2 separate regions of the Mus musculus genome follow, and region 1 is linked to region 2. A link is a loop called in an ENCODE intact Hi-C map of the cell type or tissue named here. Cell type or tissue: gastrocnemius. All regions are shown on one strand. Links, peaks and the distances in the headings refer to the core of each region. The heading gives the core; the rest is flanking DNA.

Region 1 (11,244 bases), core at 2,096-10,095, 150 kb after region 2:
TAGGTCCCATTTGTCAATTCTCGATCTTACAGCACAAGCCATTGCTGTTCTGTAAAGGAATTTTTCCCCTGTGCCCATATCTTCAAGGCTTTTTCCCACTTTCTCCTCTATAAGTTTCAGTGTCTCTGGTTTTATGTGAAGTTCCTTGATCCACTTAGATTGACCTTAGTACAAGGAGATAAGTATGGATCGATTCACATTCTTCTACATGATAACAACCAGTTGTGCCAGCACGATTTGTTGAAAATGCTGTCTTTCTTCCACTGGATGGTTTTAGCTCCCTTGTCGAAGATCAAGTGACCATAGTTGTGTGGGTTCATTTCTGGGTCTTCAATTCTATTCCATTGGTCAACTTGTCTATCTCTATACCAGTACCATGCAGTTTTTATCATAATTGCTTTGTAGTAAAGCTTTAGGTCAGGCATGGTGATTCCACCAGAGGTTCTTTTATCCTTGAGAAGAGTTTTTGCTATCTTAGGTTTTTTGTTATTCCAGATGAATTTGCAAATTGCTCCTTCCAATTCGTTGAAGAATTGAGTTGGAATTTTGATGGGGATTGCATTGAATCTGTAGATTGCTTTTGGCAAGATAGCCATTTTTACAATGTTGATCCTGCCAATCCATGAGCATGGGAGATCTTTCCATCTTCTGAGATCTTCTTTAATTTCTTTCTTCAGAGTCTTGAAGTTTTTATCATACAGATCTTTCACTTCCTTAGTTAGAGTCACGCCGAGATATTTTATATTATTTGTGACTATTGAGAAGGGTGTTGTTTCCCTAATTTCTTTCTCAGCCTGTTTATTCTTTGTGTAGAGAAAGGCCATTGACTTGTTTGAGTTAATTTTATATCCAGCTACTTCACCAAAGCTGTTTATCAGGTTTAGGAGTTCTCTGGTGGAATTTTTAGGGTCACTTATATATATACTATCATATCATCTGCAAAAAGTGATATTTTGACTTCCTCTTTTCCCATTTGTATCCCCTTGATCTCCTTTTGTTGTCGAATTGCTCTGGCTAATACTTCAAGTACTATGTTGAAACGGTAGGGAGAAAGTGGGCAGCCTTGTCTAGTCCCTGATTTTAGTGGGATTGCTTCCAGCTTCTCTCCATTTACTTTGATGTTGGCTACTGGTTTGCTGTAGGTTGCTTTTATCATGTTTAGGTATGGGCCTTGAATTCCTGATCTTTCCAAAACTTTTATCATGAATGGGTGTTGGATCTTGTCAGATGCTTTTTCTGCATCTAACAAGATGATCATGTGGTTTTTTTTCTTTGAGTTTGTTTATATAATGGATTACATTGATGGATTTTCGTATATTAAACCATCCCTGCATCCCTGGAATAAAACCTACTTGGTCAGGATGGATGATTGCTTTAATGTGTTCTTGGATTCGGTTAGCGAGAATTTTATTGAGGATTTTTGCATCGATATTCATAAGAGAAATTGGTCTGAAGTTCTCTATCTTTGTTGGATCTTTCTGTGGTTCAGGTATCAGAGTAATAGTGGCTTCATAAAATGAGTTGGGTAGAGTACCTTCTACTTCTATTTTGTGACATAGTTTGTGCAGAACTGGAATTAGATCTTCTTTGAAGGTCTGATAGAACTCTGCACTAAACCCGTCTGGTCCTGGGCTTTTTTTGGCTGGGAGACTATTAATAACTGCTTCTATTTCTTTAGGTGATATGGGACTGTTTAGATGGTCAACTTGATCCTGATTCAACTTTGGTACCTGGTATCTGTCCAGAAATTTGTCCATTTCATCCAGGTTTTCCAGTTTTGTTAAGTATAGCCTTCTGTAGAAGGATCTGATGGTGTTTTGGATTTCTTCAGAATCTGTTGTTATGTCTCCCTTTTCATTTCTGATTTTGTTAATTAGGATTTTGTCCCTGTGCCCTTTAGTGAGTCTAGCTAAGGGTTTGTCTATCTTGTTGATTTTCTCAAAGAACCAAGTCCTTGTTTGGTTAATTCTTTGAATAGTTCTTCTTGTTTCCACTTGGTTTATTTCACCCCTGAGTTTGATTATTTCCTGCTGTCTACTCCTCTTGGGTGAATTTGCTTCCTTTTTTCTAGAGCTTTTAGATGTGTTGTCAAGCTGCTAGTATGTGCTCTCTCCTGTTTCTTCTTGGAGGCACTCAGAGCTATGAATTTCCCTCTTAGAAATGCTTTCATTGTGTCCAATAGGTTTGGGTATGATGTGGCTTCATTTTCATTAAACTCTAAAAAGTCTTTAATTTCTTTCGTTATTCCTTCCTTGACCAAGATATCATTGAAAGAGTGTTGTTTAGTTTCCACGTGAATGTTGGCTTTCCATTATTTATGTTGGTATTGAAGATAAGCCTTAGTCCATGGTGGTCTGAAAAGATGCATGGGACAATTTCAATATTTTTGTATCTGTTGAGGCCTGTTTTGTGACCAATTATATGGTCAGTTTTGGAGAAGGTCCCGTGAGGTGCTGAGATGAAGGTATATCCTTTTGTTTTAGGATAAAATGTTCTGTAGATATCTGTCAGGTCCATTTGTTTCATAACTTCTGTTAGTTTCACTGTGTCCCTGTTTAGTTTCTCTTTCCACGATCTGTCCATTGATGAAAGTGGTGTGTTGAAGTCTCCCACTATTATTGTGTGAGGTGCAATGTGTGCTTTGAGCTTTACTAAAGTGTCTTTAATGAATGTGGCTGCCCTTGCATTTGGAGCATAGATATTCAGAATTGAGAGTTCCTCTTGGAGGATTTTACCTTTGATGAGTATGAAGTGTCCCTCCTTTTCTTTTTTGATAACTTTGGGTTGGAAGTCGATTTTATCCGATATTAGATTGGCTACTCCAGCTTGTTTCTTCAGTCCATTTGCTTGGAAAATTTTTTTCCAGCCTTTCACTCTGAGGTAGTGTCTGTCTTTTTCCCTGAGGTGGGTTTCCTGTAAGCAGCAGAAATTTGGGTCCTGTCTATTTAGCCAGTCTGTTAGTCTAAGTCTTTTTATTTGGGAATTGAGTCCATTGATATTAAGAGATATTTAGGAAAAGTAATTGTTGCTTCCTTTTATTTTTGTTGTTAGAGTTGGCATTCTGTTCTTGTGGCTGTCTTCTTTTTGGTTTGTTGAGGTATTACTTTCTTGCTTGTTCTAGGGCGTGATTTTTGTCCTTGTATTGTTTCTTTTCTGTTACTATCCTTTGAAGGGCTGGATTCGTGGAAAGATATTTTGTGAATTTGGTTTTGTCGTGGAATACTTTGGTTTCTCCATCTATGGTAATTGAGAGTTTGGCCGGTATAGTAGCCTGGGTTGGCATTTGTGTTCTCGTAGTGTCTGTATAACATCTGTCCAGGCTCTTCTGGCTTTCATAGTCTCTTGTGAAAAGTCTGGTGTAATTCTGATAGGCCTTCCTTTATATGTTACTTGACCTTTCTCCCTTACTGCTTTTAATATTCTATCTTTATTTAGTGCATTTGTTGTTCTGATTATTATGTGTCAGGAGGATTTTCTTTTCTGGTCCAGTCTATTTGGAGTTCTGTAGGCTTCTTGTATGATCATGGGCATCTCTTTCTTTATGTTTGGGAAGTTTTCTTCTATTGTTTTGTTGAAGATATTAGCTGGCCCTTTAAGTTGAAAATCTTCATTCTCATCAATTCCTATTATCCGTAGGTTTGGTCTTCTCATTGTGTCCTGGATTTCCTGGATGTTTTGAGTTAGGATCCTTTTGCATTTTGTATTTTCTTTGATTGTTGTGTCGATGTTCTCTATGGAATCTTCTGCACCTGAGATTCTCTCTTCCATTTCTTGTATTTTGTTGCTGATGCTCGCATCTATGGTTCCAGATCTCTTTCCTAGGGTTTCTATCTCCAGCGTTGCCTCGCTTTGGGTTTTCTTTATTGTTTCTACTTCCTTTTTTAGTTCTAGTATGGTTTTGTTCATTTCAATCACCTGTTTGGATGTGTTTTCCTGTTTATCTTTAAGGACTTTTACCTGTTTGGCTGTGTTTTCCTGCTTTTCTTTAAGGGCCTGTAACTCTTTAGCAGTGCTCTCCTGTAATTCTTTAAGTGACTTATGAAAGTCCTTCTTGATGTCCTCTATCATCATCATGAGAAATGTTTTTAAATCTGGATCTAGATTTTCGGTTGTGTTGGGGTGTCCAGGACTAGGTGGGGTGGGAGTGCTGCGTTCTGATGATGGTGAGTGGTCTTGATTTCTGTTAGTAGGATTCTTATGTTTGCCTTTCGCCATCTGGTAATCTCTGAAGCTAGCTGTTATAGTCGTCTCTGTTAAGAGCTTTTTCTTTAGGTGACTCTGTTAGCCTCTATAAGCAGACCTGGGAGGGTAGCACTCTCCTTAGTTTCAGTGGGCAGAGTATTCTCTGCAGGCAAGCTCTTTTCTTGCAGGGAAGGTACCCTGATATCTGGTGTTTGAACTGGACTCCTGGCATAAGTTGTGTTCCACTCACTAGAGGTCTGAGCATCCCGTGGGGAATCCTGTGTGGGCCCTTGCAGGTGTTGGGCGACTCTGCTGGCAAGGTACCTCGGGGCTCGAGTGGAGCGGAAGGGGCTTGTGCCCCAGGTCCTCATGGTACCTTTTCAAAAACTGACTATATAATTGGTCACAAAATAGTACTCAACAGATACAAAAATACTGAAATTGTCCCATGCATCGTATAAGATCACCACGGACTAAGGCTGTTCTTCAATAACTACATAAATAAAAGAAAGCCAACATTCACGTGGAAGCTGAACAATACTCAATGATATCTTAGTCAAGGAAGAAATAAAGAAATTAAAGACTTTTTAGACTTTAAGGAAAATGAAGATACAACATACCCAAACTAGTAGGACACAATAAAAGCATTTCTAAGAGGAAACTCATAGCTCTGAGTGCCAAAAAAAAAAAAAAAGAAAGAAAGAAACAAAGAAAGAAAGAAAGAAAGAAAAAAAGGAAAAAATATCTAGAGAGAGCATAAACTAGCAACTTCACCCAAGCCAACTCACCCAAGAGGCAGGAAATAATCAATCAAAGGAATGAAATCAATCAATTGGAAACAAAAAGAACTAACCAAAGAATCAAACAAAAAAGGAGCTGGTTCCTTGAAAAAATCAACAAGATAAATAAACTGTTAGCCAGACTAAGTAGAGGGCACAGGGACAATATCCTAATTAACAAAATCAGAAATGAAAAGGGAGACATAACAACAGAGTATGAAGAAATACAAAACATCATCATATACTACTACTAAAGGCTATACTCAACAAAACTGGAAAACCTGGATGAAATGGACAAATTTCAAGACAGATACCAGTTACGAAGTTTAAATCAGGGTCAGAATAATGACCTAAACATTCCATATCCCCTAAAGATATAGACATAGTCATTAACAGTCTCCCAAACAAAAAAACAAAAACAAAAAAAAAAACAAAAACAAAAATACAAAGAAAACAAAACAACAACAACAACAACAAAAAAAAAAACCTCCCAGGACCAGATGTGTTTAGTGGAGAGTTCTATTATCAGAATTTCAGAGAAGACCTAATTCCAATTCTCCTCAAACTATTTCACAAAATAGAAACAGAAGGTCCTATACCCAATTCATTCTATTAAGCCACAATTATTCTGATACCTAAACCACATAAAGACCCAACAAACAAAGAGAACTTCAGACCAATTTTCCTTAACAATATTGATGCAAAAATACTCAATAAAATTCTCGCAAACCGAATCCAAAAACACAATAAAACGATCATCCATCATGATCACTTAGTCTTCATCCCAGGGATGCAGGGATGATTTAATATACAGAAATCCATCAACCTAATACAATATATGAACAAACTCAAAATAAAAAACCACATGATCCTCTTGTTAGATGCTGAGAAATCATTTGACAAAATCCAACACCCATTCATCATAAAAGTCTTGGAAAGATCAGGAATTCAAGGCCCATACCTAAACATAATAAAAGCAATATACAGCAAATCAGTAGCCAACATCAAACTAAATGGAGAAAAGCTGTAGCAATCCCTCTAAAATCAGGGACTAGACAAAGCTGTCTACTTTCTCCCTACTTATTCAATATACTACACGAAGTCCTTGCCACAGCATTTAGACAACAAAAGGAGGTCAATGGGATACAAATTGGAAAGGAAGAAGTGAAAATATCACTATTTGCAGATGATATGTTGGTATATATAAGTGATGCCAAAAATTTCACCAGAGAAGTCCTAATCCAGATAAACAGCTTCAGTAAAGTAGGTGGTTATAAAATTAACTCAAAGAAATAAGTGGCCTTTCTCTACACTAAGAATAAACAGGGTGAGAAAGAAATTAGGGGGAAAACCCCTTCACAATAATCACATATAATATAAAATACCTGACTGTGACTCTAACTTAGGAAGTAAAAGATCTCTATGATAGGCTCTTCAAATCTCTGAAGAAAGTAATTGAAGATGACCTCAGAAGATGGAAAGATCTCCCATGCTCAGGGATTGGCAGGATTAATATAGTAAAAATGGCTATCTTTCCAAAAGCAATCTACAGATTCAATGCAATCCCCATCAAAATCCCAACTCAATTTTTCACAGAGTTAGAATCTGCAGTTTGTAAATTCATCTGGATAAATATAAAAAACAACGATAGTAAAAACTATTCTCAACAATAGAAGAACCTCTTGTGGAATCACTATGCCTGACCTACAGCTGTACTACAGAGTAATTGTGATAAAAAACTGCATGGTACTGGTACAACGAAAGACAGGAAGATCAATGGAATAGAACTGGAGACCCATAAATGAACCCACACACCTATGGTCACTTGATCTTTGACAAGGGAGCTAAAACTATGTAGTGGAAAAAAGACAGCATTGTCAACAAATGGTGCTGGCACAACTGGTGATAATCACATAGAATAATGAGAATTAATCCGTTCTTATCTCCTTGTACAAAATTCTAGTCTAAGTGGATCAAGGAACTCCACATAATATCAGAGTCGCTGAAACTTATAGAGGAGAAAGTGGGGAAAAACCTAGAAGATACGGGCACAGAGGAAAAATTCCTGAACAGAACAGCAATGACTTGTGCTGTAAGATCGATAATCATCAAATGGGATGTCATAAAACTGCAAAGCTTTTGTAAGGGAATATACACTCTAAATAAGACAAAAAGGCCACCAAAACATTTGGAGAGGAACTTTACCAATCATAAATCAGATACGGGAATAATATCCAATATATATAAAGACTTAAGAAGATGGACTCCAGAAAATCAAATAAGCCTATTAAAAAATGGAGTACAGAGCTAAACAAAAATTCTCATCTGAGGAGTACAAAATGGCTGTGAAGCACCTGAAAAAATGTTCAACATCCTTAATCATCAGGGAAATGCAAATCAAAACAACCCTGAGATTCTACTGCACACCAGTCAGAATGGCTAAGATCAAAAATTCAGGTGACAGCATATGCTGGTGAGCATGTGGAGAAAGAGGAACACTTCTCCATTGCTAGTAGGGTTCTAAGCTGGTACATCCAATCTGAAAATCAATTTGGTGGTTCCTCAAAAAATTCGACATAGTACTATAGGAAGATCCAGCATTACCTCTCCTGGCCATATACCCAGAATATGCTCCAACATGTAATAGGGACACATCTTCCACTATGTTCATGGCATCCTTATTTATAACCACCAGAAGCTGAAAAGAACCCAGATGTGACTAAACAGAAGAATGGATACAGAGAATGTGGTACATTTACACATTAGAGTATTATTCAGCTAATAAAAACAATGAATTCATGAAATTCTTAGCTAAATGGATGGATCTGGAGTATATCATCCTGAGTGAGGTAACCCAGTCTCAAAAGAACACACATGATATGGAATCACTGATAAGTTGATATTAGCCCAAATACTTAGAATATCCAAGGTACAATTTCCAAAACACATGAAATTCAAGAAGAAGGAAGAAGAAAGTGTGGATACTTCCTTCCTTCTTAGAATGGGGAACAAAATACTCATGGAAGGAGTTATAGAGACAAAGTCCAGAGCAGATCCTGAAGAAACAACCATCCAGAGGCTGCCCCGCTTGGGGATCCATTCTATAAACACCACCAACCGAGAGCCTTGGTAGATGCCAACAAGAGCCTGCTGCCAGGAGCCTGATATACCTGTCTCCTTTGAGGCTCTGACAGTTCCTGGCAAATACAGAAGTGGATGCTCATAGTCATACATTGGACAGAGCACAAGGTCCCCAATAAATGAGCCAGAGAAATACCCAGGGAGCTAAAGGGGTGTGAAGCCCCATAGAAGGAACATCAATATGAACTAATTGGTACCCTCATAACTCCTTGGAACTATACCACCAATCAAAGAAAATACATGGTGGAACTTGTGGCTGTAGCTGTATTTGTAGAAGAGGATGGTCTAGTCGGTCATCAATGGGAGGAGAAGCTCTTGGTCCTGTGAAGGCTCTATGCCCCAGTATAAGGGAGTTCTAGGACCAGGAATGGGAGTGGATGGGTTGGGGATCAGAGGCTTTAGGCAGGGGATAGGGGATTTTCAGAGGGGAAACTAGGAAAGGGGATAACATTTGAAATAGAAATAAAGAAAATATCTTTTAAAAAGTTTCATGTCTAAACCATTGTTTTTTCCCTAGGTTATTATTATGTTCTGGTGGAAATATATGTGTCTTGTAACTTTATAGGCCTCACCATTTTTAGCTTAAGGAAATTTTCTTCTATTTTGTGGAAAAAAGTTTCTGGGCCTTTGCCCTGGCTTTCTTCTTCCTCCTCTTTACCCATTATTTACAGGTTTGATGTCTTCATAGTGTCTCAGATTTCCTGGATGTTTCATGTCAGGAGCTTATTTTTAGATTTAACATTTTCTTTGACTGATGTACATATTTGCTAGTGTGTCTTTGACACCAGAAGTTCTCTCTTATATTTCTTATATTCTGTTAATGAAGCTTGGTGTTTCAATTCCTATATTTTTCATTTTTACAATTTCATCGGTTTGAATTTTCCTCACTGATTCTATTTCCTAGTTTAGGTTTTAAGCAGTTCTAAACATTTTCTTCCACTGTTGATATTTTCCTAGATTTGTAAAGGTATTTTTGCATTGCCTCTTCAAGGACTCCTATCACACCAACAAAGGCAGTTTTAAGGTATTTTCTTGTGCTTCAGGTCTTTGGGATATCAGGGCCTCCTGTGGTAGGATAGCTGGGCTCAAATGGAGACATACCACGCTCAGTGTTGCTCATTTCGTTTTTACCCTGGTGTCTCCACATCTGGCTGGTGTCTATGGTGAGCTGCGCATTGACAGCCTGGTTCCTGTTCAGCACAGGCCTTGAACCTGGTGACCCTAAGTGATAGCAGGTGTCCAGCCATTCCTCCTGGGACCCTGGTTCCTGTTGCAACTACAGCCTCCCACAGCTTATCCACCCTAAGCAGAGAGGTGTGTGGCCATCAGTTGTGTAGGCAATGATCCAAACTCCTGGTATTCTGTCTGAACTCCACATCCACAGTTACACCCACTCCCTAGTCACCTAGGTAGGCCTGAACCACTATGAAAGGGGATGTTTGCCTTTGGCTCCCTCTCTTATTCTCTTGCTCTTAATCTTTTTACCCTGGTCCCTTGCTCCCCATCTCTCTGTTTTTTCCTTCCTTTCCTCCCTACGTCACCTCTGCTTCTCTACTCTCTCCATATCTCTGCCTTTCTACAATAAATGCCTTAAAACGATGGACCTTCTCTTCTCGTTGGAATCTGCCCTGCTGGAGCAATGTAGCAGGTCTTCCCTTAATGAGCCTCATCTAACCTCCTGCCTGTGGCCTTCCTACCCTCCAGCTATAGCTGCCACCAAAACAACCCACCAGCAACCAAGTCACATGACTCAGCTGGAGCTCTCTCCTCCCTGTCCCTTTCCCTTTGGGAAATGTTCAGGGCCAACCAGTGCCCTCCTACTTCATTCTCAGGTCTTCCCCAACATTCATGGTGTCTGTGATGTCCAAGACTGAGAACCTGATGCCTCTGGTCTCCTTCCAGCCCAGTGATCCCAGAACCAGTGCTCCCTGGTACCCAGCTGCATCCCTGGTGCCCGAGATTCTGAGACTGACTCTTGCATGTCCATGGGGACTTCAGACTGTACCTTTCCCAACCCTGATTCCTGTGTCTTCTCACAACCCGACGTCTACCTGGGGTTTTTGTGGTAGGGCACACAGTCAAACTCTCTGCTTTCGCCTAGCCCAGAGGCCTTAGCCCTGATAGGACACCGGACCCCTTTTTTGATCCATAGGCTGGCACTGGGAAAATTGTAATTGTTGAGGCTGCTATCTGCTTTTTTTGTAATTGATCAGGTGTTTTGTTCTTTGCTTTCAGTTTTCTCTCTGGATTTTCAGCAAGTGTGGTGGCTATGTGTTGCTTATTTTCTTAATCTGATCATCTGTTATGTTCAAAGGGGATGCCTGCTTTGTCTGGAAGCTGGGGTATAGAGAAGAGTTGGGGAAGGTAATGTAGGGGAATGAATGAATCTATGATCCACTGGGCATGGGGTTAGATAGAGAAAGCAGATACATCAGGTTTCCTTCTACAGAGCCATGGAATAGACTGTTGGCATTGGATCTCAAGATCAGTAGTAGAGTTGTGGGCCTTCTTATTGCTGCCTTTGGCTTATCGGGAAGTGACTGCTAGAGTTCAGGTTTGGGCAAGTGGGGACTGAAGTTAAGAGGCAATGCATGGTGAGATCAGCAGCAGATAGGGTTATGAAGACCAGGGGAGACTAGAACCTGTGTTCTGTAGCAGAGCTGGCTATGATCCTGGAAGATTCAGTCTCATCTTTGGAACAGAGTGGAAAAGGTCTCTGATCAGTCCATTCGATACTGGGTTTTCTGGCAAGTGCCACTTATGGTTTAGCAGAGCCTGCTGGAGATGGAGGTCGAGACACATCCACCAGTGGGATGAGGGAGACTAGGAGGTAATGATCTCTGGGATCTTCCCAGGGGAAAGGAAGGTTGCAGCTTGTTTGGTATTCCAGGGCTGGAGAAGAGAGTTAAAGAATGAGTCAAGGGGACACACAGGGAAGAGAAAGCCTGCAATCACACTACTTGTTTTCTCTTATGTCACAAGCTTTTGAGAAAAAAAAAGTCATGTGAATGTCCAAATCCAAGAAACATTCTCCTGGCCTAACTAGTCCAAAGAACTTTGGGTTGTGGGGTACATTTAACAATGGTATGTTTGAGAGAATATACTGGGTAGGTAGCTACCTGGTGGTCCATATGTTAGAACT
Region 2 (11,244 bases), core at 1,950-9,949:
GTAGAGAGAAGAGTTGGGGAAGGGAAAGTAGGGGACTGAATGTATCTATGATCCACTGGGCATGGGGTCAGATAGGGAAAGCAGACACATTAGGTTTCTTGCTACAGAATCAGGAAAGGGACTGGTGGGATTGGATCTTAAGATCAGTGTTAGAGTTGTGGGCCTTCTTGTTGATGCCGTTGGCTTATCAGGAAGTGATTGCTAGAGTTGAGGTTTGGGACAAAGCAGCAAGTGGGGAATGAGGTAAAGAGGAGATGCATGGTGAGATCAGCAGCAGATAGGGTTATGAAGACCAGGGGAAACTAGAACCTGTGTTTTGTACCAGAGCTGGCTATGATCCTAGAAGATTCAGTCTCATGTCTTAGGAACAGAGTGGAAAAGGTCTGTGGGCAGTCCACTCAATACTGTGTATTCTGGCAAGTGCCACTTATGATTTAGGAGAGCTTGCTGGAGTTGGAGGTCGAGACACATCCACCAGTGGGGAGAGGGAGACTAGGAGGTAATGATCTGTGGGATCCTCCCAGAGGGAAGGAAGGTTGAAGCTTGTGTGGTATTCCAGGACTTGAGGAGATAGTTAGAGAATGAGTCAAGGGGACACACAGGGAAGAGAAAGCCTGCAATCAAACTACCTGTTTTCTTTTATGTCACAAGCTTTTGAGGAAAAAAAAAGGCATTTGAATGTCCAAATCCAAGAAATATTCTCCTGGCCTAACTAGTCCAAAGAACTTTGGGTTGTGGCAGGTGTAAGGTACATTTAATAATGGGGTGTTTGAGAGGACATACTGGATAGGTAGCTGCCTGGTGGTCCTTATGTTAGAACTGATTAATACTTTGAAAATGAACTCCAGTCTTCATCCTGTAGCTTTGGATAGGAGGTGTGGAGATACACCCATCCCTATGTCATCAGAGTTTAGAGTAAACACTACAAAAACAACCACTTCAAAGTCTAGGCTCAGCTATACAGCCCAGTACCACTTGAAGAGCAGAGAGAGAGAGAGAGAGAGAGAGAGAGAGAGAGAGAGAGAGAGAGAGAGAGAGAGAGAGAGAGATCTCCAGGTCATATTGGGAAGTTTTCCTGGCCATGGGGTCATTCCCCTGCCTTCAGCTTTAAGCTTATAGAGCTGAATAACTGGGGAAAGCAGCCCAGATCTAAACATATGTAAGACATCCTGGCCGGAATTGAAGCTCAGATTGTCTTCTCAGGTCTGAAACTGCAAGAGCAACTGCAGACATCATTAGAATGCCACAGGCATTGGATATGTAACTGGCTCCTGTGAGATGTACAGCCTTGTCATTGTGAATCACTGGCCTCAAGTGTGTGGATGAGTGCTTGTGCCATGAGGCTCTCCTCTTCCTAGAATACAAGGCTGTATTGCATACACATAGAGGTTGAGGACAATGACTTCATCTGGGCCTGCAGCCTCAATAGTGGCAAAGATAGGGTTAGGTAGGAATTGGTCTTTTAGCCAGGCAGTCACTGAATGGCTATCCTAGATAAACCGAGGGAGGCAGGTGTCTAAACAAAGGAAGTGAAACATATAAAGCGATGCATTGATTGAGAGACAGACAGGCAATAATACCAAGATGCCAGACTTTCAACCTTATCTGTGATTGTGTTCAGAAGCCAAGTGAGGATTTGATGCTTTTTTTCTTTCCTTTAGAATTCATAGTAGTTCCTAGGTGCCCATTATAACCCCAGGCCACAAGACAGACAGTGAGCCTGAGGAGGAGGATGCTGGTGCACATGAAGTTCTGGGTTACCTGTGACTAGGGAAACGAGCTTCAATGCTAACACAGGATCAGCATCACCTCCTTTTTTAAATTCTATGTTCCTCTCCACAAGTAGATGGCTTGTGTAAGTGGTTTGAAAATGACAGACTGTGAGTGAACATGTCACAGGCAAGCTTTTTAAATGTCCACCACTGGGAGCAGAGACATTTGCTGCCATGAGCAAATGTGTTGTATACTGAGGATATGAATGAAATGGGTAAGGGCTCCTTGTGTCTCTGAACCTGTCATACAGATTCTTCTCTCCTTCCTGGGAATGTCACTGAACAGGCACGCAGCTGCTGGAGCAGAGTGTTAAACATCAGGTGTGGCACTTTCTCTTACCCACAGTCAGTATGCTGTCTGCAGGTCATGAAAACCTTGACAGCTAGTGAGGATATGGTTTCCATGAGCAGAATGTTTCTCTGGTCTTTCCAATCACATTGGCCTCTTCCCTTTTCACTCGTTTCCTTGCCACCTTTTTCATAAATATTAAGGGAAAGGTAAAACATGACATTGAAAAGGAGAAACTGGTCCTTCATTGCACGTTTCACACTGAGAGCCTGGAACACATTCCCTGAAATCAGCAGCCTCTTCTTGCACAGAGCTACTGCTGAGATGGTGTGCTATCATAGTTCAGTGGAGATAAGGCAAAGCTTCCTTCTCAGACCACTCCTCTAATGTGTCACATCCTTCCCCTCTGTCCTTCTTCCAGTTTAGGTCAACTTCATGGATACTGTGAAAATGGATTCTGTTTTCGTAACTCAACACTTGGCTACAGCCTATCAACATCTGTTTTTCAAATGGGATAACGTTAACTCAACATCCCATCCACTGCTGTTTTCTGTGGATTCGAGGCTACTGTGCACATGGATCTTCTAGTCTACTGTAGAAAACATTGATAACTATTTTGTGTGTGTGTGTGTGTGTGTGTGTGTGTGTATATATATATATATATATTCACATGTATGCATATATGTACACACATACACATTATATATACATATACATACATACATATACACACAGATACAGAAACACACACATATGTATATATATATATATATATATATATATATATATATATATACATATATATATACATATACCCATTCAAATACACACCCCACACATGCTAACATGCTCTGTTCAAGTAGCAATGACAAGAACATTTTGAGAAGGGGTCTCTGCATAGCAGCTGCCTTCCCGGTGTTTCACTCCCTGCCCAAAGATGAGTGAAACAGGGGAAGAGGGGCATTAGTGGGTAAGAAGAATTGGCAGGTTTTGATAGCATTCAGGTTGTCTAAAGGACTGTGGGAACAGTGAAGGATTTTAAGGCTGTGGGGACAGTCTGGGAGGTGGTAGAGGCTTTCAAAAATTACCGAGAATAGAGAAGATGCATGCTCACAAATATTTGGTGAGCATGAGTTCAAGTGGATGCATAGTGTCCAGGGTCCGTGAGATTGTCAGATGAGAGTAGTCTGGGAGGAGACTAGAAACGGAGGACCATCACCAAGATGGAGATGCAGATGTGGAGCTGGGAGTCAACAGCAGATGACAGCACAGCACAAAAGTTAAGACCTAACCTGCCTAGCTGTGCACGGAGTTTCTAGGGCCTGTTCTATCCTCCACTGAGTGCAGTATGGCACAGTTCTCCAAGCTCCACTTCCTGATGCCAAGCAGAAATGGTAAGGAGAAAATGAGCATAACCTTAATGCTGCTGCAATCAGTTGGTTGCAATGTAATGTTGTCCCTCGTAGATGATGCCTGCCTTCTCAAAGGTTCTGTTTTCCTAAGGAAGGGATTAAGGAGGAGGTCAAAGGAGATCAAGCAAGGACCCTGCAGCCTGTGGAATAGTACAGTGGTATTCATGTATGCACTCTTGTGAAGAAACCCTTGATTTCTATACCTACAAAGCCATTTGGAGGCAGGGACTGCACTTCCTTTGATACCCTGATGCCTATGATACATGCAGGAAGTTCTTGCTTTTATCCCCAGTACCATATAACACAGCCATGGTGGGCCAGGCCTCTAATTCTGGCATTTGGGATCTTGGTGCTGGAGGATCAGAATCAAGGGCATCTTGGAGAGAAAGGGTGTTTGAGGCTGGTCTGGTCTATATGGGCCCTTCACACACACACACACTCACACACACACACACACACACACACACACAGAGAGAGAGAGAGAGAGAGAGAGAGAGAGAGAGAGAGAGAGAGAGAGAGAGACAAACTCACACACACAAACTCACACACACACACACACACACACACACACACACTCACACACACACATATCTAGGAATTCATATTGATATACATCTTTGTTTGAGCAGCAAGCTAAGAGTTGAATCTGCTTGATGATGCCTGAAAGAAACACTGAGCAGTTTCAGTGTGTTACTCTTAGAAGCAGAAAAAAGAAACAAATGAAATTAGTGCTCTGTGGTGGATTCCTACAGAAAGGCAGTCCCTGCCTATTACACAGAGATTCTCTGTCCTTTTCAGTGCCCTTAACCATGTACATTTTCTCCTAAACCACCATCCCAAGTACAGAGTTCATGAACAGTTTCTCCATTCCTGTACTGGTAGGTCACAATGAGCACCATGGAAACACTTCTTTTGTCACAATGACTCCCAGCAAGACACCAGAGCCTTGGGCAGGGCTTCCCCAGTCTTGCCACACTGTCCATCTGGGCTGGGAATGGGATGGGGGGCTGATGATCTCTGAGTCCTCAATCAAGGAGTAGAACTTATTTCCCAAGAAAAGACAAAAAAATAGCTGGTTCATCACTGCAACTAGCTGATCACCATTGGGACCCCTGGTCTTTCCTACTTTTTCTAACTGCCCTCTCCCTGCAGGAAAAAAGCCAGTCTTCTCAAGAATCTTACTTCTCCGCAGAGGCTCTGGCCACATTCAGACACCAGTTCCTGAGAGATCTGTGCAGGAGGGCCCAGCTTATCAGCACTGTCTCTAGATCCTCAGCTCTGAGAGCTCGGCTATCTCTCTACTCCCAAGACCACCTTCCATTGGACAACATCTGGTATCAGGAAGAACTGAAGCAGCACTCGGCATCCAGGCAGTGTGGGACAGGGTTCAGAGACAGTGAAAGGTGGTCTGCTACAATCAGGTGAGGAGAAAATTGGGTTCCTCTAGACCAGGCTCATATTTGATGTTTGCTAATCAGGTAAGTGTGGCCTCCCTAAGGAGGAGATGTATCCTTTCTCTACTGATATGTCTATGACCTAATGATCTCAAACCCTGTGGAGAACCTTTGATCCTTCTCTGGTTGTAGAAACTGGACCTCCACAGGTTGTATGGCTAGAGGGAACCCATTAGATTTGAATCTGTGATAATAGAGGCTCCATATCTAAGTTTGTGCTGCATATCTTACTACATCTCCCATCACAAAAGATATCCAAATCTGATGGGCCACAATTGGCCCTCCAAGAAATCAAGATACAGAGGCAGGCATTTAATGGACAGTGTGTTCTATACAGTAAGGCTCAGGGCAGCTATGGTTACACAGTGAGGCCCTCTCAAAAAAAAAATGAAACCAAGTCTGGGGAAGAAAAGTCCACCAGGAATGATCAGAACTATCACAGACATATATGTGGGTCACTGACTAGAGAAGAGGTCAAATATCTCAGGACTTTCCCAGAACAGTCAGCAGAAGAGAATGCAACTGCCAGCCACTACTGAGACATCTATGAGCACCCCTTTAGTGCCTCTGTTGGACCATGGAGCAAGAGCTGGCCTGACCTCATCACAGAAAGATAATGCATTGAGGGGGTGCTGGAGAAGACTGAAAGCAGAGCACAGGAGCGAACTTGGGGAGCCCCTCCAGCCCTCTCCTGAGCTGCTTGGCAGCATGGTACAGGGTCCTGACACCACAGTGTAGGAGGAGCTGAATTCCTACACCAGGCAGAGTGAGCTCTGGCATGTCAGCTTCTTCATGATCTCCTCTACTAAGAGATTTACTAAGGATATATTTCTTGTGACCTGTTAACCCAAGGCAGAGTGTATGGCCTATCCCAAAGGGCCTTCTGAATCTTAGAGAGGAGGATATAATAAATTTTAGTGACCTAAAGTCATAGTATGGGTGGCTGATTGGCACAGCACTGATGGAAAACCAATTGGACAGGAAAAGGTATATTTTCCTGGACATAATCTATCAGATACTCTTTGCCCTGGAAGGCTTAAGTTATGGCCAGAGGATTTAGAAAGCACGTGTTCACATCCTTGTTATGGCTATTGATTAAACAAGATTGTCCACAATAAATAGTGATTGCTATATCTTGGCTAACCAGACATATGCATTGGTATGGGAGATGGCAACTAGATTTGTGAAGATATTAGAGATTCTAACCACATTACAAAGCATACAGGTGTTCCCAGTTTTATCTGGCCTCATCAGCAAGTTAGTAGTGATGGAGAAAGTAAGAAGGGAAATTAAGAAAGATACAAGATGTTAGTGAGCATTTTTTGTTTTTCTATTTATTTCTCTCTTCTCCTTCCAAAGAATACATCAGGACCTTGTTTATTCCTCAATCACCTCCTCCCAGGTCATCCTCCTCCCTCTCCTATGTCTACTCCTCCTCTGTACTGGCTGAGAATATAGCAGGTCACCCAGGGATATCAACTGAACATGGCACAACAAGATTCATATGAACAGGAACAAACCTTCTCACAGCTGGAAGAGACAACACAGTAGGAGGGAAGCAGTCCCAAGCTCAAGGGAAAGAGTCTGAGACACCTTCACTCCCAGTTTGAGGGCTCTCACAAGATCACAAAGTTGACATCTACATTTTCAGAGGACCAAGCCCTGACCCATACAGACTTCCTGATTGTCATTTTGATCTGTGTGAGCCCCTGTGAGCCCTGCTTAGTTAATTCTGTGGGTGGGTTTTCTTAGTGTCCTTGACTCCTCTGGCTCCTAAGATCCTGTCTCTCCTTCTTAGCTTGTCATCTCTGAGCTCCAAAGGGAGGAATCCAATTGAGATCTTCAAGTGCGGCTCTTTCTGTGCCCAGTGTTTGGCTGTGGGAGTCTGCATCGAGTCAAGCAGTTTTTTAAACTGAGTCCAGCAGCTGAAATGCACATATAGGAAAACCCAGGAGACATCATTTTCTTGTGCATGTTCACATTGTGCATTTGATGAACTCAAATGGTAGGAGATTTTTGGCATTATGGGAGCTCTGGATTTCCAGTTGAAGGTTGTATGTGGATAGGATTTTGCAGGATGGGTATTAACCCTCAGGGAGAACATCCATGTTTAGTCCATGGCAGGTGTAGGGCAAGGTGCCCACCATATGGAGGAAGTATGGAATCTCACATATGGCCAGAGGCTCCTTAAGTAGATACTAAGAGAAGGTAAGGAATGTACAAGGGTAGAGTGGGACAAGAACAGAGATATCCATCATTGTGAATGAAAAGAGATGAGTAAAGTCTGAGAGTGACAATTGCTTACATCCCCAGGGTAAAAGTCTGTACTTCAGCAGACAGAATTCTATAATGCACCCCTTCCCCCACCCCAACGTGTGGGAGTTAAGTGTCTCTCTGGCATGTTCTTTGTCAAGTAGCACATGGGGATGGTGCACATACACAATTCATATTTCCAAGACCTTCATCTCATAGGGACATTTCCTGGTATAGAAATATGGTCACAGGCCCCAATCTGAGCCTTGCACCCAAGAAGTGCTAAGAAGAGACTCTCCTGAGGACTAGGGTGCACCAGGCTTGTGACTGGATACAGGGAAACTTTTCTCACATACTCAGTGCATACCTTAGCAATGGATGGGTTGTAGCATTCATAGAAAATGTTTAACTCTGATTTCCCTACAGAGCCCTCTGAAAGGTATCAACCGGTCACTCCAAACACCTCCCAATAAGAAATATAAGAAGCACTCTGAAGAAATCATTGTTACTAGACATACCTAGACAACCATTTCAGCCAAAATAATTGAGAAAGACCCACAAAGAGGTAGGTGTACCTTTGTTCTGACCTGAACATAGAGTGTGAGAATGACCATGATTCTGAATGGAAATTCAGGGCACTTTTGGAGGGCAGGAAGAGGATGATGACCTTTCAATCCTTCAGATTCATAGCTCTGAGTTTAAACAGAGGACTCTGGCAGTGTGGGTGTTCTGCACAGACAGAAGTTGCCAGGAGCAAAGGCAAATCTCTTGATTCTAGTATGTGTCAGGCTCTGTCCAAAGTGGTTGAGCTTCAAATTTCACTCAACTATCACAAAGAATTCTTCCAATGTGGGGCCCTTAGGGACCCTCCCCGCTTCACAAAATGACTGCAGTGCTGATAGAAGCAGCACAGCAGGTCCTCCAACATTCTGGGTCTATGGCATAGACACAAGTTCACAAATGGTGAGCTGGGACATACACACAAGCTCATAAATGGTAGGGCTTGGACACAGATAGATGTATGCTTCCAAATGGTGGAGCTGGAACATAGATCCAAGGTCAAAAATGGTGGTGCATAGACACAGATACAATGGCACAGCTAAGGTGTAGACACATGTTTACAAATGGCACAGCTGAAACAAAAACTCAAGTAATGTGAACTCAGAACTGGTAGCACTTGAGAGGCAGAGGCAAGCAGAAGTCTGTGATTTTGAGGCCAGCCTGGATCTACTAAGTGAGCTCCTGGGCAACCAGGACATGCAGAAAAATGCTATCTGGGAAACCGAAGGAAAGAAAGAAGTGAGGAAGGGAGGGAGGGAGGGACAGAGATAGATAGAGGGAGGGAGAGGTAAGGAGGGATGATGGGAGAGGTAAGGAGGTATAGAGGGATCAAGAGAGGAACATAAAAAGACAAGTGAAAAAGAAGAAAGGAGAAAAGAACTAAAAGAGAAGAAAAGTCATAAAGGAAAGAGAAAACAAAGAAAAGATGAGAAAGAGGGGGAGAAGTGGGGTACTAACTCAGTAGGTAGTCTCTCAACATCCTTTCAGGCCCCACTAATGTTGTACCTGAGACCTCCAAGGAGAGGGACCTGGTAGTAAATTTTGGTTGTGCTCAACAGACACCATCAGTGAAAGCTATATCTTGGTATTGCCTCCAATGAGGAGAGAGGCTAGAGAGTGTGCTCTCTTTTTCACTCACACAGCAGGGCCTGCAGGCTCTTTAGATACAGAAAAGGGACATTTAATAGTCTCGCAAAGGAATACAGAGAAAATCAGAATTATACAGATTGGCAACTCCAGAATCATCTAATTAAATCTTTGAAACCCCTCTTTCCCCCTCGCATAGTAGTGACTGTCATCTCATGTTTTCATGTATTTCTCTTGAGAGTAAGGGTGAGAAGGAGAGCATCAGATCCATACCCCATGAAAGCAGGTGGACTCTACTTGAAATGTGAGATTAGGCATGAATCTTGTGCAGTACAGATGACACAAGTTTCACCTGCAATTGGGAAAGAAGGGAAGGTCTCCTAAAGGGAAAAGGTTCACTAGCCCTCCTCACTTTGAAGTAGATGAACTACACCAAAGGGCAGAAATCTACAAGGTAGGAGAAACATGTCACCTTGACAAACGTGAACAACAATAAATCACATGTGGTCTGAAAGTGGGATGTTTTATGGTTGGACAGACAGCTCTGCTTTGAGGGACAGATCTGCTACAGGAGAGACGTTAGCTCCTGCATAGGTTGTCTGCAAACACGGTGGGTTATTCCTCGTCTCTTGAGAGTTTCTTTGTACTTTTGAAGCATGGCCTAAGGTATACTGTTTGTGGAGCATGCTAGTCTTTGTAGGTGAGTTAGTGACCACAGAATTCTGTGGTGTTATGGGGAATAGCTGATTCCAGGCTTCATTTTTGTATTATGTTTCTCTGCTCTCAAACATCCTCATGGCTACTAAAAGAAATGTCGTTCATAGGTGTTCACTCAGAATAGTCCTCAGATTCTTGTGCAGTGGGGGTGTTTGTGTATGGGTTGCCACCTGTGCTCTCTGTGAATATTTTCATCAACAGGTAGGTCTTGGGAGTAACTCGTGGTAGTTAGCTTACTGTCAGACACAGCCATATCCTCTTCTGTTTGTGACAAGTTTTCTAGTTTGACTTTCTTAGGGATTCCCCTTCATCCTTTCTTTTTCCTATAAACAAGTTCAGGTAACGGGCAGAACATTTGCTGTACAATGGTTGGATGGGAGAGGATTCATCCTGGTCTTGCCCTGATGAAGTTTCAGGGTCTGCTCCCAATGAGTCTATCCATATTTCCCATCATATACACACCTACTTGTCCTCCTCTCCATTGTGTCCTGCTTTGCTAAAGATGTGATCTTCAGAGCCCAAATTTCTCACTTGATATCCCACAGTCAATTGATCTGAAAACAAATCCTGGTGGAAGCAGTCTCCTGAGTGTTTGATTATACCATCTTCAAGATCTAGATTTGATGGCAGTTCTGTCGATTACCTCTGTCACACTCATGCATGTCCTTGATCTTACCCAGCCTGGATCAGTCCTGCCCAGGGAAAGGAGATTCTGAGCACATTTCTTTTTTTTTAATTAATTAATTTATTTTTATTACATATTTTCCTCAATTACATTTCCAATGCTATCCCAAAAGTCCCCCATACCCTCCCCCCCACTTCCCTACCCACTTATTCCCATTTTGTTTTTTTTGTTTTTTTTGGCCCTGGCATTCCCCTGTACTGGGGCATATACAGTTTGCATGCCCAATGGGCCTCTCTTTCCAGTGATGGCCGACTAGGCCATCTTTTGATACATATGCAGCTAGAGTCAAGAGCTCCGGGGTACTGGTTAGTTCATAATGTTGTTCCACCTATAGGGTTGCAGATCCCTTTAGCTCCTTGGGTACTTTCTCCAGCTCCTCCATTGGGAGCCCTGTGATCCATCTAATAGTTGACTGTGAGCATCCACTTCTGTGTTTGCTAGGCCCCGGCTATATCTGGGTCCTTTCGATAAAATCTTGCTAGTGTATGCAATGGTGTCAGTGTTTGGAAGCTGATTATGGGGTGGATCCCTGGATATGGCAGTCTCTACATGGTCCATCCTTTCGTCTCAGCTCCAAACGTTGTCTCTGTAACTCCTTCCATGGGTGTTTTGTTCCCACTTATAAGGAGGGGCATAGTGTCCACACTTCAGTCTTCATTCTTCTTGAGTTTCATGTGTTTAGCAAATTGTATCTTATATCTTGGGTATCCTAGGTTTTGGGCTAATATCCACTTATCAGTGAGTACATATTGTGTGAGTTCCTTTGTGAATGTGTTACCTCACTCAGGATGATGCCCTCCAGGTCCATCCATTTGGCTAGGAATTTCATAAATTCATTCTTTTTAATAGCTGAGTAGTACTCCATTGTGTAGATGTACCACATTTTCTGTATCCATTCCTCTGTTGAGGGGCATCTGGGTTCTTTCCAGCTTCTGGCTATTATAAATAAGGCTGCTATGAACATAGTGGAGCATGTGTCCTTCTTACCAGTTGGGGCATCTTCTGGATATATGCC

Evidence for each region. A loop is a pair of places that touch in the nucleus more often than their neighbours do. Peaks named below come from ENCODE experiments on the same cell type or tissue, not always from the same donor. Only the 100,000 strongest peaks of a DNase experiment are listed, where the experiment ranks them.
Region 1: a loop joins it to region 2, with 8 times the contacts of the local background. A loop is called at or near these places in 11 of 42 quality-filtered maps.

What each region holds. Positions count from the first base shown.
Region 1 is chrX:150,180,598-150,191,841 of GRCm38, reverse strand. No RefSeq gene overlaps it. Among named protein-coding and RNA genes, the nearest start is that of Gm20153, 8.9 kb to the right of the region's middle. In gastrocnemius, for the core only: no CTCF peak of the experiment used is centred there; no DNase peak of the experiment used is centred there.
Region 2 is chrX:150,329,494-150,340,737 of GRCm38, reverse strand. Gm15104 (predicted gene 15104) reads left to right here and starts at 4,446. Exons shown (of 3, transcript NM_001101501.2): 1 at 4,446-4,894; 2 at 7,607-7,745. In gastrocnemius, for the core only: no CTCF peak of the experiment used is centred there; no DNase peak of the experiment used is centred there.